Regions from separate parts of the Homo sapiens genome. Here region 1 is linked to region 2. The links are chromatin contacts, found by Hi-C or POLR2A ChIA-PET in ENCODE. All regions are on one chromosome and are shown on one strand. The core of a region is the stretch at or near the end of the contact, and the rest is flanking DNA. Distances in the headings are between cores, read along the strand shown.

Region 1 (2,700 bases), core at 3-2,502, 280 kb after region 2:
CAGCCCTGGTGCAGGCAGACCCAAGAGCATCTATCTAGGATCCCAAAGGCTGGCCCACTTCTCCAGGCTTTGGGAGGCTGTATCAGGTGGGGTGGGACCCTTACAGAAGTCTTCCTGTAAAAGGCACCTTGAAGAGACTGGGGCAGACACACAGAGGGGAGCAAGTTGCGAAACGGCAAGAGAGGAAATCCACCCAGCCGCTTCGGCGGGGCAGACCCGCTCAGCCCAAGGATGAGGGAGGGGCTGGGCTCAGCCCAGGGACGAGGGAGGGGCAGGTAAGCCCACCCTGTGACCCCTCCATACCCCCAGGAGTCACCCCAAACCCTAACTCCAGTTGGCTTCTGACAGGAGGCAGCCCAGCGGTCTGGGTGGGGGTTGGGGGCGGTGCCTGGGAAGCCCAGGACGGGCCTGTTGCCCGGGGGGCTGCAGACTCCAGCCTCCTTCCTGCCTGCCCCACCCTCCTGCACCCCGCTCCCCGGGAGGAATCTTCAAGTGCACAAGACCCTCTTGAGGACTCAGGCACCTCAACAATCCCTAAGGCTCCACATCTTCAGGGGGTCAGTGCCCCAGAGATGGGGGCTGTGGGCAAGGTCCTTCCCTAGCCTGTAATCCAGGCAGCCCCCTGACTCTGCGGACTCAGACACAGCAGTCCTCCCAAGCCCGCAGCTGGGACGCCAGACTCAGATCCCAGACCCCCTGCAGACCCATCAAGACCTGGCTCCTTGGAGCCCGCGTCGGCCGAGCTGGGGGGACAGACCCCCTGATTGGCCAGGGTTTGTGGTGGTCAGACCCAGCCACCTTCCCTGGCGGTCCCGGCTCCTTTAAGCCCCACCAAGTGGGGAGCCGAGCTGGGCGCGCCGCTTCCCACTCGCGGGCCCCACCCGCCCCAACCCGCCAGGCGCCGACCCGTCCTGGCCCGGGGCGCCCCCAGGCTCCCGCGCTCCCCAGCTCCCCAGCGCGCGACCGGCCCCGCGGCGTGGTTCCCCGCACTGGCTACTGCCAGGGTCCGCGGGGCTGCGGCGCGAGCTCCTGGATCCCTTCGGCCGGCCCCCCGCGGCCCTCGGTTCGCTCCGGCCCTGCCCGGCGGGGCCCTCCGGATCCTTCCCAGCCCGCCATCCCCCCGCCGCCCTGCCGCCCCCCGGGCCGCCGCGCTCCTACCTCCTACCGTGCCGCGAGCTCGGTGCTCCGGGCCGGCCGGGCGCGCGGGGGCTCCACTGGCGGCGCGGGCCTGGCTGCAGGAAATGCCAGCAGATGGTCCCCCCGCGCGAGGCGGAGCGAGGGCGCGGCGGAGGGAGGAGGCCCAGGGAGCCCGGAGGCGGGAGGAGGAGGCGCGGCGGCCGCAAAACCCGGGCCGAATCGCCGCGCGGAGCGGGCGCCCAGGGGCTGCCCCCCACCGGCTGCCGCTTCTCCTCATCCCCCAACCCCCCGCGCGCGCTCCGGGGCTCACACCCACCCGGGCGGCCAGAGGTCGGGACACTCCGCTGAAAATGGCCAGGAGGCTTGGCGGGGTGGGCAGCGGTGAGTGGGGTCAGCTTCGTGGGGTTCTCCAACTTAGGGGTGCAGGCCCCCAGCCCACCCTAGCCAGGGTGCGAGGCGCCTCCTCTCCCTTCCTGAACCCAGGAAACTGTCGCCGTTTCTCCCCGTCTCAGGAGCCATCAGAACACAAGAGGAGCCCCAGACATCTGAGCCCGTTGTCCCTGCCCCTTATGTGCTAAGAAGGACCCTCAGTCACACTCTAACTGTACGTCTTTCTCAGGACCCTTTTGACAAGAACCTCCCCTCATGTGCATTTCTTCCTGTGTTTTCTCCTCACCTTCTTCTACCCCCCAGAGACCTTTTTAGACCCCTCAGTTCTCTTGTATATAAAAGACATTCTAATTCCCCTAAACAGCATCCCCTTGGGAGCTGAGAAGTCCTCCCCTGGCCCCTGGCTCCCTGCCTGTAGACCCTAAATTGGGTGTGGGCCCAGGGCTGGCCCCAGGGCGTTTGCATCCCTAGTGTCCAAGCCTGAGGTGCACTGCAGGTCCTTCCTATGGTATGTCCCCAAATGACCAGAAAAACTGGGAGCTGGGCTCGGGCATCCCCAGATGTAGGTAGACCCCAAGAGGGCGTGGAGTCTTTTCCACACAGAACCTTAACAGGGACAGAACTGACCCTCCGCAGAGAGCCCTGGGCTCCTCCCCAGGCAGAACTGCCACTGACACGTGTGTTTCTACGGTTTCACGCTGCAGTTGCATTCGGGAGGCCGCAAGCCTGGCTATCATGGGCGTCTGCAAGACCTCCCAGCAGGGCTGCGGAGGGCGAGCGGCCCAGGAAGGCTCCTTCCAGCACCTGAAGGGGGAACGGCACAGCATGCAGGTGCTCTGCCCACAACAAGCCAGACCCCTTCCCGTCTCAGCCCTGGCCTTGCCCACCCCGTTAGACAAGTTGGTGGGTATCCTCCTGGGGATAGCAGCACCAGCCGCTTGTGTGCGGATCACAGGAACCCACGGCTTACGGAGGCGAGTGGGCTGATCGGACTTGCCCTAAGCTTACCCCCAGGGCTAGCATTGCCATTCCATAGTCACCTTGTGAGGCCTTGGGATGCAGAACTGCTCAGTCAAGATGCTCAGGGCCATGGTGGGACCCTGCTCCGCGTGGCCTGTGGCAGGCGGCCTCTGCCTCTGCAGGAGAGGGTCTGTGCAGCTGGGATCCACATAC
Region 2 (2,700 bases), core at 93-2,592:
GCTCCCGGGGGGTCGCGGCCGGGATTCAGCCTCCCACCCCGCCCGCGCGAAGCCGCTGGAGGGCACAACAACGGGGCGGGGAGGGGGGTAAGGGCGCAGCCGCGCCCTGAGCGCTGCGGGCCCTTTAATGCCACGGGAGGAGGCGGGAACCCAGCGAGGCCCCCGAGGGCTGGGGGGACCGGCCGGCCGGACAAAGCGGGGCCGGGCCGGGCCGGGGCGGGGCCGTGCGGGGCTCACCGGAGATCAGAGGCCCGGACAGCTTCTTGATCGCCGCGCCGTTGGCGCTGGCGGCCGCGGTGCCGGCCGCGGGACGTCCCGAAATCCCCGAGTGCAGCTGGTCAGCGAGAGGCTCCTGGCCGCGCTGCCCCTGGTTCGCGCCCTGCTCGGCGCTCTCTTGAGGCGCCGCGTCCGGGGCCGGGGCCGGGGCGGGGGCCGGGGCCGGGGCCGGGGCCGGGGCTGGGGCCGGGGCCGCGACTGGAGCCGGGGCCGGAGCCGGAGCCGGAGCCGGGGCCGGGGCCGGGGCCAGGACCGCGACCGCGACCGGAGCCGCGACCGGAGCCGCGACCGGAGCCGGAGCCGGGGCCGGGGCTGGAGCCAGGACCGGGACTGGGGGCGGGGTGGACGCCGGGGCCGGGACCGGGACACTAGGCAGCTGCTCCGGCGCCTCCTCGAGGCCGTCGAGGGACTCAGCGGCCGGCTCGAGGGGCGGGCTGACAGCCACCGCGACCGCGACGGGCCGCGGCGCCAGCAGCAGGCGGCAGCGCCCCACCTGCACCGTCTCGCGGTAGAACGCGGGCACCGAGTCGCTGTCCACTTCGGTCCACTGCAGGCGTCCAGGGCCCCGCAGCGGCATGTCCTGCTGGAAGTCGTAATCCCAGCGGTTCTGGTCCTCGGCGTTCAGCTCGGCCAGGCGGGCCTGCAGCTCGCGGCTCAGCTCCTCGTGGTCCACCGGCCCGAAGAGGCTGCGGCAGGCGCTGGTGCGCACTAGTACTGGGAAGGTCCCACGGGCGACAAGACGCTCCATCGTGGATGTGCTGCGGAGGGACGCGTCGGACATGGCCCGGGGCTGCGCAAACGCGGGCAGCGAGAGAGGAGAGGACAGCGAGAAGAAGGGGAAAGGAGAGGAGGAGAGGGCGGAGGCCGGGCGCAAGGGAGACCCCGCGCCGCCCGACTCTGCGTGTGCGAGGGACGCGGCGGCTACCTGGCTGTCCGGTGGTGGACTCTTCTGCGTCGGGTTCGCCTGTCTCGTCCGGACGGCAGCCGCGCCCCCTCGATGCCTGCTGGCTAGCTCGCTCGCTCAGGCCTGGCCGGCACCCCTCGAGCACAGCGCACTTGGCCTGTGGAACGCCCAGCCCGCCTGCGCCCCCTTTATACGCGCGGGCCCCACCCCCGTGCGCGCGGGCCCGGCCGCGATTAGCATAATGTAGTATTTTCAGTTTCAACAACACCACGGCGATTGGCGGCCGCCCCGCTGCCCCGCCCCGCCGCGGCCCGGCCCCCGCGCACCGCCCATTGGCCGCGCGCACACCCACCGGGGGCGGGGCGGGGCGCGCGGCCGGGGCGCGCGGCTGATTGGCGGCCGCGGGGCGAGCGCGCTGTAGCAGGGGAAGGGGGCGGTGAGCGGGGCGGGGGCGGGAGTTAAAGGGCGCTGCGGGCGGTAACGTGACACCGCGACGCCCGCCCCCTCGCCCCATCCCCCCTGCAACACTCCCCCACCCCCCCGGCTCCCGCCCCCCGCCGGCTCCTTTGTCTGCAGGCGGGGGCCTCAGCCCAGCGCGGCAGGGGCCGGCTCCTGGCGGGTCCGGTGTCCGGCCAGGCCCAACTCGACCCCGGCCCGGTCCGGACCCCGGCGCCCAGCTCCGTCCCGCGCTCGCCCGTGGGCCTCCTGCGCCAGCTGACGAGGCTTGGACCCGCCGCTGCCAGCTCGGCCCTGGCCTGCGCCGGATGGGGTCTTCGGCTGCCCCCGCGCGGCCTGCTGCTGCTGGGCTGGTGTCCCTTCGAGGGCTCCGCGCGCCTGGAGCCCTCACACACCTGCTGGCCCTAAGGCCCTCGAGTCGGGAGGGGGGACAGGGGTCAGCTCCACTCTTTCCCCGAGGGACCATGTGTGGGACACCTTGAGAGACTCCCACCAGCCCCCTGGAGCTGGAGTCTGAAGCCGCTATCTGCGGAGGCCCACCCTGCCCAGTAGATGGAACAGGGGCTGAGCCCATCATGTCACTGTCGGGGGTCCCAGCCCTTCTCAGCCTTGGGCCAGACCACTCCAGCCCCGGGATCTGCCTGTCCAGGCTGGCTGGAAGCTGTTGTACTGGGTAAAAGTGAAAGATCTGCCCGAGGTCATAGGGGAAGGGGCTGTGAAGGACCATGCCCCTCCCCCGCCTGCAGCCCTTCCTGGTACAGACCTCGGTCGTGCGCGCACGCACACACACACACACACACACACGCACGCACACACACGGTGCTTCACCCCAGCCAGGCCAGACCAAAAGAGACCATTATTTCCTGCTGCCTCCCTTTTGGCCCACCTACCATGAGGCAGGGAGCCCCCTCCTCAAACCAGGAGCCTCCCAGATCGGGATGGGGACTGTCAGACACCTGTTGGAGGGTCCAGCAGCCCATGAGATCTAAGCCCCTATCTCAGGTGAGCCTGTGAGCCAGCAGAGAGACCTCTGGGAGGGAGGGAAGGTGCGGTCCCCTGAACCC

What was found. A loop is a pair of places that touch in the nucleus more often than their neighbours do. ChIA-PET counts read pairs that join two places held with the same protein, here RNA polymerase II (POLR2A).
Region 1: a map of gastrocnemius medialis shows a loop between it and region 2 (29-fold over the local background). The contact joins the promoter of OSBPL5 here to the promoter of CDKN1C in region 2. A Hi-C loop is called at or near these places in 1 of 168 maps with a recorded cell type or tissue (gastrocnemius medialis). POLR2A ChIA-PET finds 5 or more read pairs at or near these places in 2 of 52 experiments (CD4-positive, alpha-beta T cell and activated T-cell).

What each region holds. Positions count from the first base shown.
Region 1 is chr11:3,164,058-3,166,757 of GRCh38, forward strand. OSBPL5 (oxysterol binding protein like 5) reads right to left here and starts at 1,253. Exons shown (of 22, transcript NM_020896.4): 1 at 1,159-1,253. RefSeq lists an enhancer at 1,735-2,447.
Region 2 is chr11:2,884,433-2,887,132 of GRCh38, forward strand. CDKN1C (cyclin dependent kinase inhibitor 1C) reads right to left here and starts at 1,343. Exons shown (of 4, transcript NM_001122630.2): 1 at 1,202-1,343; 2 at 238-1,034. The coding sequence starts at 1,024. RefSeq lists enhancers at 333-1,168, 1,169-2,004, 2,005-2,700.